Regions from separate parts of the Homo sapiens genome. Here region 1 is linked to region 2. A link is a contact called in ENCODE Hi-C or POLR2A ChIA-PET data. All regions are on one chromosome and are shown on one strand. Each heading gives the region's core, a stretch centred on a gene start or an enhancer-like site at or near the end of the contact. The rest is flanking DNA. Distances are from core to core; before and after follow the strand shown. Region 1 overlaps RSBN1L (round spermatid basic protein 1 like). Region 2 overlaps RSBN1L (round spermatid basic protein 1 like).

The links. Hi-C counts contacts between places; a loop is a spot of excess contacts on that map. ChIA-PET counts read pairs that join two places held with the same protein, here RNA polymerase II (POLR2A). Pooled maps may share reads with other maps.
Region 1: a loop to region 2 is called in a map of B cell, with 2.1 times the contacts of the local background. The contact joins two enhancer-like sites. A Hi-C loop is called at or near these places in 9 of 168 maps with a recorded cell type or tissue (B cell, CD4-positive, alpha-beta T cell, IMR-90 and 6 more), 4 of 37 single-sample maps with no recorded cell type and 2 of 50 pooled maps. POLR2A ChIA-PET finds 5 or more read pairs at or near these places in 17 of 52 experiments (A549, CD4-positive, alpha-beta T cell, GM12878 and 13 more).

Annotation. Positions count from the first base shown.
Region 1 is chr7:77,718,868-77,725,676 of GRCh38, reverse strand. All of the region lies in intron 1 of RSBN1L (round spermatid basic protein 1 like), which reads right to left. Among named protein-coding and RNA genes, the nearest start is that of RSBN1L, 26 kb to the right of the region's middle. Within about 2 kb of position 4,721, at least 2 of the 41 ENCODE cell types and tissues checked have a DNase peak (open chromatin) inside an H3K27ac peak, as active enhancers do.
Region 2 is chr7:77,757,274-77,764,006 of GRCh38, reverse strand. All of the region lies in intron 3 of RSBN1L (round spermatid basic protein 1 like), which reads right to left. Among named protein-coding and RNA genes, the nearest start is that of TMEM60, 38 kb to the left of the region's middle. Within about 2 kb of position 4,511, at least 5 of the 41 ENCODE cell types and tissues checked have a DNase peak (open chromatin) inside an H3K27ac peak, as active enhancers do.

The sequences.
Region 1 (6,809 bases), core at 3,472-5,971, 39 kb after region 2:
CAACAAGGGCGAAACTCCATCTCAAAAAATAAAATAAAATAAAATAGTAAACGATATAATCTCTTCTGTGAGTGTGTGTTTACATATGTACATATGTAAATGCACAGAACACTTAAAAGGGCTTACCCCTGGCCGGGCGCCATGGCTCATGCCTGTAATCCCAGCACTATGGGAGGCCGAGGCAGGTGGATCACCTGAGGTCAGGAGTTCGAGACCAGCCTCGCAAACATGGTGAAACCCCGTTCATACTAAAAATACAAAATAAGCCGGGCATGGTGGCGCATGCCTGTAATCCAGCTACCTGGGAGGCTGAGGCAGGAGAATCGATTGGACCCAGGAGGCAGAGGTTGCAGTGAGCAGAGATCGCACCACTGCACTCCAGCTTGGGCCACAAGAGCAAAATTCCATCTCAAAAAAAAAAAAAAAAAAAAAGTGGGGGGCTTATCCCTAGGGAAGAAAGAAAAAGAACTTCTGGTTTTTATTTCATTTACTTCCTAAATTATTTGAAACTTCTGCAAGAGAAAGGGATTTGTGGCCGGGCGCAGTGGCTCATGCCTGTAATCCCAGCATTTTGGAAAGCCAAGGCGGGTGGATCACCGGAGGTCAGGAGTTCAAGACCAGCCTGGCCAACATGGTGAAACCCCGTTTGTACTAAAAATACAAAAAATTAGCCAGGCATGGTGGTGTGTGCCTATAATCCCAGCTACTCGGGAGGCTGAGGCAGGAGAACCGACTGGACCCGGGAGGCGGAGGTTGCAGTGAACCGAGATTGCACCACTGCACTCCGGCTTGGGCCACAAAAGCGAAACTCCGTCTCAAAAAAAAAAAACAAAAAAGAAAAAGAAAAAAAATAGGGGGCTTACCCCTAGGGAAGAAAGACAAGGAACTTCTGGTTTTTATTTCATTTACTTCCTAAATTATTTGAAACTTCTACAATAGAAAGGGATTCATGGCCGGGCGCAGTGGCCCATGTCTGTAATCCCAGCACTTTGTGAGGGCAAGGCAGGTGGATCACCTGAAGTCGGGAGTTCGAGACCAGCCTGGCCAACAGGGTGAAACCCCATCTCTACTAAAAATACAAAAATTAGCTGGGCATGGTGATGCACGTCTGTAATCCCAGCTACTCAGGAGGCTGAGGCAGGAGAATCACTTGAACCCAGGAGGCACAGGTTGCAGTGAACCAAGAGCGCACCAGTGTACTCCCACCTGGACAACAGAGTGAGACTCTCAAAAAAAAAAAAAAAGAAAAAAGAAAAAGAAAGGGATTCATATATTATGTATTATTTGTACAATCAAGTTGGTAGCCTAACTCTCCTTCCCGAAAGAATTAATAATTATGTTCAGATACATACTTTTTTAAAGATTTAGAATCACTCAGTATATTAGAAGGAGATACAAGAAAAAAAAATTCAAAGTAAAACACTGAATATATAACATAATATGTACTCACATAAACACATTAAAAAAAGTTTCCAAAGGTCTCCCTCCATTAAAACTGTTCAAGTGCTGTTCTACCTCACTTGATATATATTATCTCGATGTTATGCTATAGTTAATCAAGAGGAGAAAAAAAGGAGAAAATTAGAAATAATTATAAGCTGGTGCAAAGGCTCATTCATGCCTGTAATCCTAGCACTTTGGGAGGCCAAGGTGGGAGGATAGCTTGAGCCCAGAAATTCAAGACCAGCCTGGGCAACACAGAGAGATCCTGTCCCTATTAAAAAAAAAAAAATTTTTTTTTTGAGACAGAGTTTCACTCTTGTGTCCCAGGCTGGAGTGCAGTGGCGTGATCTCAGCTCCCTGCAACCTCCGCCTCCCAGGTTAAAGCAGTTCTCTTGCCTCGGCCACCCGAGTAGCTGGGATTACAGGCATGCTCCACCATGTCCAGCTAATTTTTGTATTTTTAGTAGATACTGGGTTTCACCATGCTGGCCAGGCTGGTCTTGAACTCCTAACCTTGTGATCCTCCCACCTCGGCCTCCCAAAGTGCTAGGATTACAGGTGTGAGCCACCACGCCCAGCCAAAAAAATTCTTTTTAAATTAACTGGGCATGGTGGTACATGCCTGCAGTCCCAGCTACTTGGGTGGGTGAGGTGGGAGGATCGCTTAAACCCAGCAGGTCACGGCTGCAGTGAGCTGTGATCATGCCACTGCACTCCAGTCTGGGCAAAGAGTGAGACCCTATCTCAAAAAATTAAAATTAGAATTAAAAAATAAATTATATATGTATTCTGAATATGCATACACACATACATTATTTATTAGGCTTAACAGTTTTTAAGAAAAAGAAGCTATACTTTTACTCAACCACAGATTTTGATGTATAGGAAATTCTTTATATAGGTTCATTAATTTTTTTAAGAAATTACAGCATCATAAAAATCCACACTGGAAGTTCTTAAGAAATGTTGGCCGGGCGCAGTGGCTCACACCTGTAATCCCAGCACTTTGGGAGGCCAAGGCACGTGGATCACTTGAGGTCAGGAGTTTGAGCCCAGCCTGGCCAACATAGTGAAACCCCATCTCTACTAAAAATACAAAATTAGCCAGGCGAGGTGGCGCATGCCTGTAATCCCAGCTACTCGGAAGGCTGAGACACAAGAACCGATTGAACCAGGAGGCGGAGGTTGTGGTGAGCCGAGATTGCACCACTGTACTCCAGCCTGGGTAACAAAGCGAAACTCTGTCTCAAAAAAAAAAAAAAAAAGAAGAGAGAAAGAAATGTTAGAATTTCATACTACAGCTTTCAGTCACAATATATTGTTGCTGCACAAACATCAAACAAGCTTCACACCATCACAGTTTTGCCTGCCCTGAATATGAGCCATGAGCCATAATTCACACCATAATAACGCAGTCCATGAAATCAACTGAACTGAACGACAACAATGACATTCCCCACCTTCCCTCTCTTACATTATTCCTTCCAGGAATAATGTATGGCTAGAAATAGATGAGAGAACAAGCAGCGGCAGAAGAAGAGAAATGTAAAGAATTTGAAGCAGAAGGAAAAGCAGTTACATTACAAAATGATTACAATTACATACACTAAAATAAAAATTGAAGGAGATGAAGGATACAGTAAAAAGAAGAGAAAGGACTTCACAAACAGTAAATGGGAAAGAAGTGATTTATCACAGCCCCTCGCTAACACAGCTAATCAAAGCTAAAAAATCCAGTGGCTTCTCAGCCCTTTTTTCCGTGGACCTCACTGCAACATAACAGTATCAATTCCTTCTCAAAATTTCTCCCTAAGTTTCACTGAAACTGTACTATCCTACCTGACTCCTCCCTCATTCTCATAATCCCACCATCCAAACCTGCACATTTACCTAGGATCTCTCCTAGGCATTCCTCTCTCTTCTCTATATTGCCTCTAAAAATGCACTCACATGATGTAAACTATAACCCTGTGGCAAACTAATCTCCAAATTAATCTCCCAACCCAACCCCTCTGCCAAACTCCACATCTTCATCTCCATAATATTTAACACCAAAATATCATCTTTCTAATATAAAAAAGTTCAAGTTCTCCTTCCAATTCTCTATGTTAATGGCACATCCTCATCCAACATCCAAATACAAAAAATTTTCAGTAACACTAATAATACTTCTTTCTTCAATTTTCCCCTAACACTAAATCACTTGACCAGTTCAGTTTATACTTCGTTAAAATATTTCCATCTTTTTTTCCCTTTCCAGAGTCACCACCTAGTGTATTCTCACTAGCTTTTAAAAGAAAGGGTTTCCGTACCTATAGTTTCTTTCCTTTCCACCAAGTAAGCACAGTGACCAAAAAAGATTCCTTAAATGTATAGTTTACCATGTCACTATCTTCTGCTTAAAACGAATGAATAAACCAACTCAGCTTACCTCTGCCTATCTAAAAACAGAAAACTCCCATAATATGTCATTCAAGAATCTTCAGTTAAGACTCACCTTCTTTTAGCCTTTTCTTCAACTATTCACCCACATATATAACAAGATTCCGGATTACTTGATTCATCATTACTCAAATGTCTTACTCCAATATTTTTACTAATATATCCCTTAGCTAAAATGCGATTGCCCATCCCAATTCCTCCTGCCCAAATCCTACACATCCTGTAAGATTACGGTGAAATTTAGCTTCTTCCACTAAGCACTCCTTGATGCCCATGATCACAAATGATCATATCCTCCTCCTCCCTCTTCTATAATTTGAATTCTGATTTTTTGTATAACTGCTCAATCTGCCCTCCTGGTTTCTAAGCTCCTTTGCAATTATCATATCTTGCTCTTTGCTACCTTCTGTAGAACCTAGAATGGTGCTTTGCATATAAGTGATGCTCAATGTGAATGAAGTTTCCAGGAGGCAAAAGATTTAAGTAAAAAGAAGGAAATTACTATTGATAAGCATTTGAAGGCAATCATAGAAGACAAAAAAGCAATACACAGAAAAAAAAAAAACAAAATTACCAACAATGAGCAGTGTCTTTTACATTGCAGCTATTTATCTCTCCAATTAAATTAAAAATTATCTCAAGGCAAGAAACAGAAAGTTCTCCTCTTTGTATCTCCCTTTCTTCCACCACCACCCAAGCACAAAGCGGGCCATAAATAAGTGTTAAATCCACATAAGAAAAAAAGCAGTAGGCTGGGCACGGTGGCTCACCGCTGTAATCCCAGCACTTTGGCATGCCGAGGCAGGCAGATCACTTGAGGTCATATGACCAAAATGGTGAAACCCCATCTCTACTAAAAATACAAAATGTAGCCGGGCAAGGTCGCCCACGCCTGTAATTCCAGCTACTCAGGAGGCTGAGGGATGAGAACCTGGGAGGCTGATGCTGCAGTGAGCCAGGATCACACCACTGCACTCGAGCCTGGGTGACAGAGTGAGACTCTGTCTCAAAAAAAAAAAAAAAAAAAAGAAAAAGAAAATGAAAAAGAAAGAAACCCCAAATGTATTGTGATATAATAGAAATAATTCAGGCTTTGTAATTATACATATTAAGCTCAAATTCTAGCTCTGCCAATAACTGATCAAGTGACATGAAGCAAGTTACTTAACCGTGTTGTGCCTCAGTAATCTCATCTGTATAGATAATAACACTTGTCTTCTGCAATTTTTTTTTTAACGGAGTTTCGCTCTTGTTGCCCAGGCTGGAGTGCAATGGCACGATCTCAGCTCACCGCAACCTCTGCCTCCCGGGTTCAAGCGATTCTCTGCCTCAGCCTCCCGAGTAGCTGGGATTACGGGCATGCAGCACCACGCCCAGCTAATTTTGTATTTTTAGTAGACCCGGGGTTTCTCCATGTTGGTCAGTCTGGTCTTGAACTCCCAACCTCAGGTGATCCACCCACCTTGGCCTCCCAAAGTGCTAAGATTATAGGCACGAGCCACCACGCCCAGCCTTTTACAATTTTTATAACAAGGCAACATATGCATTATTTCCAACACTATGCACAATACCTAATTTTAAGCACTGGACAAATGTAGCTATTATTATTAAATATAAACAGAATTTTATTACAAAAGCACCCAGTAACAAAGAGTTACAAAAATACTACAATAACAATAGTCACAAGAACACACAAAGAGTAAGAGGAAAATAAAAAAGGACACATACAGCTGGGAACAGTGGCTCACACCTGCAATCCCAGCACTTTGGAGGACAAGGTGGGAGGATGGCTTGAGGCCAGGAGTTCAAGGCCAGCCTGGACAATATGGCGAGACCCTTTCTCTACGGAAAATACAATAATTAGCCAGGCACAGTGGTGCGCACCTATAGTACTGGCTACTCAGAAGGCTCAGTCAGATGGATCACTTGAGCCCAGGAGTCTGAGGCTGCAGTGAGCCATGATCACACCACTGCACTCCAACCTGAGCAACAGAGTGAGACCTTGTCTCTAAAAAAAATTTTTTTAAATACATATATACATAAAAACCATGCCAGGCATAACATGATAAAGTGGCCTGTGAAAAATTTTAGCTCAGGTTTTCCTCACTAAACTATCAGAAAAGATTGGTCTCCAGAGCAGAAATAAAAGCATTTCGTCTGTTCTCAACATATTATAAAACCAAGATATGAAGTACTAAGATATTGTAGGTGGTATCTGGTTACAGAATTAAATCACTTTAAATCACTGAATCGTGTGTCTATAGCTACTATATCAAACGTGATTGTTTCACATATATACAACCTGGGGCATTCTTAGACCTCTAAGTCCACATTATACAATTACATTATTTATTACAATTTAAATTATACTCTGTAATGCAAATGGTAAATCATATACATAGTTCTTAATGATAACAATATGTGTGGGCATATGTAACTATGGGAACCAGACTCTCGTTGTACTTGTTATATACTCTTAGTTACACTTTTTCACACAACCAATTAAAGTTCTACATTTTTTAAAAGTTGTATATTTAGCTAACATCATTAGATACACACCTACAGATGCTTTATCAATCTTAATTCAATTGGAATGTGCTCCAAGTGAAATTTTCCAAAACACACATACATTATGTGCCCTAATGTATGTGCAGTGAGAAATTGGTTCAGACTTCCAAAGCTAAGTCATAAGAAGACTTGCTGTTTCCACCTATGTCGCTGGGTGTCAAGACTCTTGGAGTCCTGAGCTGCCACGTAAGAAATCCAACTTCCTAATTAACAGACCATGTGGAATGGTCCTGAAACAACTTGGAGAAAGAGAAGGGTTCACTCAGTTCAGTATCTAGCCATACATAACACAGCAACAGGCACGTGAGTAAAGTCATCTTGGACCTTCCATACCAGACCAGCCACCAACTCAACAC
Region 2 (6,733 bases), core at 3,262-5,761:
ATACAAAATCATTTAAGGAAGAGAATCTCATTTGTTATTATAATCAGCAAAGCAGTTTAATAATGACATTAATTCTTTAATAAATTCACCAGATTTCTAAGCCTAAATTTTCCTAAACTGTTACAAATTGACTTCTCAGAACCACAAACCATTCCTACAAGTTAGAAAATTAAGGGCCTGTAAGCCCAGCACTTTGAGAAGTGGGAGGATATCTCCAGCCTGGCAGGTCCAGGCTGCAGTGAGCTGTCATCAGGCCACTGCACTCCAGCCTGGGCAACAGAGCGAGATCCTGTCTCAAAAAAACAAACAAATATAAGAACAGCTGGGGCTTATGCCCCCATTGTATGCTCATTGTCTCATCTTTTTCCTGTCGCCTAAAAATTCCTATCATCTCCAATATCAAGAGAGCTAACAGTTAAAGCCTAACTCTACAACAGTCTTCAGGCTCTAGATGCATTAATAGCAGCACAGTAAGAAATTCAGTCTATGCACCTCTGTAATGCAGTCTATCAAAGAAGCTAAGGGTATCAATCTCAACTCTAGCACATTTACCAGAATAGAACACATCAAGTCTGTTAAGTGATTCTGAGATTCTGAGTTTTGTGTCTGCAAATGACCATAAGGGGTTTTGAGAGACGATAACCATTTAGAAAGTGAAATCAAACAACTGATATTGTAAAACACAAATTTTCCAAGTGCTTTGAAATATATCTAAAAAGTCAAATTAGAGTTAGGGGTGGTGACACGAAACTGTAATCCCAGCTACCCAGAAGGCAGAGGCAAGAGGATCACTTGAGCCCAGGAGTTCAAGATCTGCCTGAGCAACACAGCGAGACCAAAAAAAAAAAAAAAAAAAAGTCAAATTATATATATTTCCACCTCATACAAATAAGTACATTTTCTGTGCATAAATTTCCTTATCTTGTTTAAATTAGATACCTACAACATTTAGTTCTAACAAAGCCATAATCAAGTCCTTGCCACTGAGTTGGTTCATTCTATGACATCACAGTACCAACAATGATCACCTAAATAATTTGGGCAGTTTATCTTGTGCGGAGGGGATGACTGTTAGGAAAGAATTTTCATTAAGTGAATTCTTCTAAAATACGAAGCACAACTAAACTTTCAATTTATCTAGTAGTTTTAAAAAGTCATATTATACATGAAATAAAACCAAAAAACTATAACATTATTAAATTATAGAGAGTAGGAGATAATATAATAATCAGAAAACCGGAACCAATTGTTAACACAGTCCTTGTAGAGTAAAATTTATGTATTTAAATGTGAGTAAAAACATGTATCATTGAGTAACAGGAAAAAATTGGGTAAAACTTGGGTGGTAATATTACAGACACATCATATGTTGTGTCATGACTCAAGAACTTTATTTACTAATTTTGCTTTGACCAGATGTTGCTATTTCAGGTTAGAATAATTATTTCATTGACTGAAGAAGTATTACTGACCTAGCCATCTCATTTCTTTCAAATTATACATTTACATTAATTTCCAAGTTTACAAATAATGCTTTTTATTTCAAAATAAAACAAAACACGTCTAAATTAGTATAGACCTAAACATTAAAATGTTTAACATAATAGACTGAATAAATCAAAAACCGATTTTTCCCCCATTCTCTGTCTAGTTTGGGCACTACCTAAGAAGAGGCTTTATCTTTTGCTGATTATTTTTAAGTATGGTCCTATTAAAATTCATAACTATTTCAAAGGATTTTTTAGAGACCCTGAATTTTTAAAGTAAAGTAATACAGACTCTACTCCGATTATATTGCTAAATATCTTAATTGAATTTTTAGTTAGTTCTTCCCACCTCATGCCAAAATACATATAAAACATATAGATATGTAAAATTCACTTTCACACATAACTTATTATAACAAAAGTATAAGTCTCTCCCTTGTAACCAGAATGTACAGGTAGATGCCATTTGCCCACTAATAAAACCAAAAATAAATCCTATTAGGAAATTGGCCTTTATAAAAACTGCTTAGCTCTCACATGTTTAAAACAAAACGGCAATGATCTTCCAAAACCTTTATTCTCCAACAGTAAAGATAAAATGATGATCACCCACCTGAATAAACATATTTAAACTTAGACCAAATTTAAAAAATTAAATTGAAGTCATCAAAATCTTAATCTGTAAAAGTATTAAATTTTAAAATATATTGTAATATAACCTTTAACTATATATCATTTCATACAAATTTCTAGTTTAATAACACAATATTTCAAATCCATCAGTTGTAACCATTAACTTAAATGTTATAAACATGGCAAGTTACACACAACAATGTTTCCAATTTAAAAAGTATATACTGCTTGATAAAATACATGATGGTACTTAAGTTGTTAAAATAAAATGTAAGAATAAAATCCACACGCTTTTCACAAAAATGTAAATACTTCTTGATTTTGGTGACACCTCTTTTGTTGCAAAACTATATACCAAATATGCAGAATTCACCTATTACAAAAAAATCAAGCCTCATTTCTCTAAAAATCACCTATCCAGACTATGCCAGACTGCGAAGAACTCAAGGGCGGTGAGGTGGAAGAGGTAACAGATAAGGATTAAAAGAATCTCTAAATAATCACAGTAAATGTCACAAAGACCATGGCTCATAAAAGTTCTTCTTCTTACCTATCAGTTCCTATATTAGGCACAATCGTAACTACTCTCTAAAATCATAAAGGACAAGAAACCACATATTTAGAAGGGGAAGGAAGGAAAAAGGGTAAGCACAGCTGCAGCTGCCCTAAGGCATCAGTATTGTATCATAATGACAAACCAATACTGAAAATAAAGTGACATTATGTTGCATATGTTCAGCAATGAAGATATTTTTATAAAATCTTAATACTTAAAACTACGTTTCCATTAACTAAAAAAATAGCCTATCTGGAAAACCTCACATCCTGATGACGCTCAATGTGAGCTTACTATATTTGCTTTTATTCACTCCAGTAAACATTAATCAAACCAGTTTTCTGGTGTAGTTAAAAAATTAACCTGAAAAAAAGTCAAAACATGTCACTGCTTTAAAATATACGCCAGGCGTCACGCCTGTAATCCCAGCATTTTGGGAGGCCAAGGCGGGAGGATCATTTGAGATCAAGAGTTTGATACCAGCCTGGCCAACATGACAAAACCCCGTCTCTACTAAAAATACAAAAATTAGCCAGGCATGGTGGCAGGTGCCTGTAATCCCAGCTACTCAGGAGGCTGAGTGAGGCACGAGAATGCTTGAACCCAGGAGGCGGAGGTTGCAGCCAGCGAGATCGCACCACTGCACTCCAGCCTGGGTGATAAAAGTGAAACTCAGTCTCAAAAAATAAGTTAACTAAATAAAAAATAATAATAGAATATACTTGCTTTCTAAAAAAAGAAATGCACTGAATTACAAAGATTATACATATAGTTCCTCTTGATTTAGGTATATAGATGTGTCAGAACACAATAAAAGACAGGCATGATAATTATGTATTTGTGGAAAAGCTTATATTTAAATAGTGGCCTTCAGAAGAAATATAACATATTTAATCTAAATCTCCTCCCCCTCCCCACAAAACCCCATGACCATCATGGCCACATTTTCACTTTTCCCCTTGTATATTCTCTATAAATATTATGAAGGGAAAAAAGAAAGCAGAAGTAGGAGACCTATTGTACCCATTGCCAGTAAGTGTCAATACCAAAATCTGAGAAGCTTTGGTTAACATAAAATGAAATAATTGTTTAAACTAATATTCGACTTATATAATGTAATCTTTAAAAAAAACACTTTAGGATTCTGAGGTGGGCTTGCTACAAAGGGAAAAAAGTAGCCTATTCTTAACAGGAAATATGTTGCCAAAAACAAATCTATAAGATTTTTTACTTATTGCTGTTTTCTCTTATGTAATTACGAAAACTGCTGCAAGGGGGAAAAGGCAAATATAGTAATAACAAGTAATTTTTTAAAAAACCCCAAAGAACGACTCACTTGAAACAACCTGCTGTTTCCCAAAACATGTTCCCTGAAGAGAGAGCTCTACAGTCCACTAAGTTTGGAAAACCCTTCTTGTTTAGGAGGCTCACCACGCACACTGGCTATTAAAGTTTCTGAGGAGTCTCACTGCAAACAAATATTACTTATTTGGTCCAGCATTACACTATTTTGGACTTCAAAACCTGTTTTTTTTGTACTTGTTTTAGTATACCTATCAACATTCCAAGATATTAAAAGTTCCTCAGAATACCTTCATAGTGATCCACCATAAATATGGAGATACAGATATTTTTAGCTTGTATCAGCACCAATGTGAAGAAAATACAAAAACAGGATCATTATTAGAGCCAAAGAATTGAGGGGGGTGGGAGCAGAAGCTGTTGATTCAATTCTGCTGAGGTTTTTTTTAGCGGGTGGGGAGGAGAGTCCCTTATTTTTAAAAACAAGGCCTGCTCAGGACATTCTGAGGCAATCTAAACATGTCATAAATGACTGTGCCACAAGGGGGAGCCATTATCCATCACTTCTGGCAGATGGTTTCTAATCAAAATAGGCAATATTTAACCAACATTTTATTTCAAAAATACCCATATAACGGCAACTAAAATAAGAACGAAAGTATTATCCATTTTAAAATTAGTAAAATAAAGGGGGAAAGCTTTTTGATTATTATTAGAGCATCTGGTCCCTGACACGATATTTTGTATAGATCAGTTCTTAAGTATTTGGGGAGCATGGGGCAGGCACAATTGGTCAAAATGAAAATTTAGTACAAAGGCAAGCAATGTTTCAAAGATGAAACATCAAATTGCTTTTAGTAGCCTAACACAGTGAATGGCCCCAGCACAAATTCAACAAATGCTAGTGTTCTGCCCCAACTCTACAGTGAAGCAGGTCTAACAGTCAGATCAGATTTAATAAGTTTCATTATTAAAATAATAGACTTTTAATCATCAGTTAACACTTTGACATAAGTTACCTGAGAAATAACTTAGAACCACAATACAATAAAAATAAGATTTAGAGTTTGGAAGTGGAGGAAGGGTGGTTAGAAAACAACTACTCCAGTTTTCACATTCTCACAGTTCTTAGTACAGGGTTCCAGAGTATGTACACTGATTAAACATAGTGACAAGACAGAAATCTAATTTATTTCTTGACAGAGAAAATTCCTATTTTATTTGCCTTTTTCTATCCCTACGGTAGAACACAGGAGCACAATAAATGTCTGAGTGAATATTTGAATGAAATACAGATGCTAGAAAACCTAAAACGAACGTGGTCAACTGCAAATGGCCCCAAATTCTTCCCAGGCCTGTATGCTCACTCCTGTGCAATGTGATTTTGCCACTCCTGTCATCAAGAAGTGGAGTCTATTAATGCGCACACACAAAAAAAGAAAGAATGAATAAAGCCTACGATTTCACTGCACAACAGGGTGACTATAGTCAGTAATAATTGCACATTTTAACTAAAAGAGTGTTGTTAACTGGATTGTTTGTAACTCAAAGGATAAATGCTTGTGGAGATGGACACCTCATTCTCCATGATGCACTTATTTCATATTGCATGCTTGTATCAAGACATCTTATGTACCCCATAAATATATACATCTACTATGTACCCACAAATATTAAAAATTTAAAGGATTTTTTAAATAGGCCGAGCACTTTGGGAGGCCAAGGTGGCACATGCCTAATCCCAGCTATTTGGGTGACTGAGGCACAAGAATCACTTGAACCTGGGAAGTTGCAGTGAGCCGAGATCGCACCACTGCACTCCATCCTGGACAATGACCTGTTAAAATATATATAATTCACAACTTCTACCATCATATAAGAAAATACAAAACACATATAACATTACTATATATACTCTTTTATCGATTAAAAACAGTGCTACTTAATTACCTAGAGGATAGCATTATCATGAATTTCTTTCTTTTTTTTTGAGATGGAGTCTCACTCTGTCGTCCAGGCTGGAGTACAGTGAGACTCTGTCACAAGAAAAAAAATTAAAGTAAAATGAATAAATAACCTAAAAGAAGTGGAGTCTATTTTTCCACACGAATCTGGGTTTCACCATGTGACTTCCCTTTGTCAATGGGACATTAGCAAACACAACACAAGCAGAAGCTTGTACACTGGGGCTTACCCTCTTTCTACTCAATGGAACCCTGTAACCACCACCATGCAAATGAGCCCAGGCTAACCTGTGGGATGATGAGAAAAATGTGGCCATCAACCCAGCTAACATACATCAACCACCAACCATATAAGTGAGGTGTCCCAAGACCCAACTGGTCTGCCAATCATCAGACATAAGAATGAAGCCATATAGCCCCAGCTAAGTTAGCAGAGACCACAAGAACTGTCCAGCAAGCCCAAAGAACTGTGATAAATGAAACCTTTTTTCAAGTCACTAAGTTTTGAGGCTTTTGTTTATACATTTAATACAGCAAAAGCTAACAGATATGGACAGGTTACAAACTTTGGGAAAAGTCCATGCATATGTTTCTATCCTCAAACGGACTTTCATGATACAGTTTCCTAATATATCACTAACCTCAGGGCCACAGCATTAGAGAAATGACATGACCTGTTAAAATATATATAATACCACATGGTCTTCAAACCTTTCAGGCAACCTGCAAGGATACAGATGAAGATGGAAAACAGAATTATACAAGTAAAAAGAATTCCAAAACCGAAGACA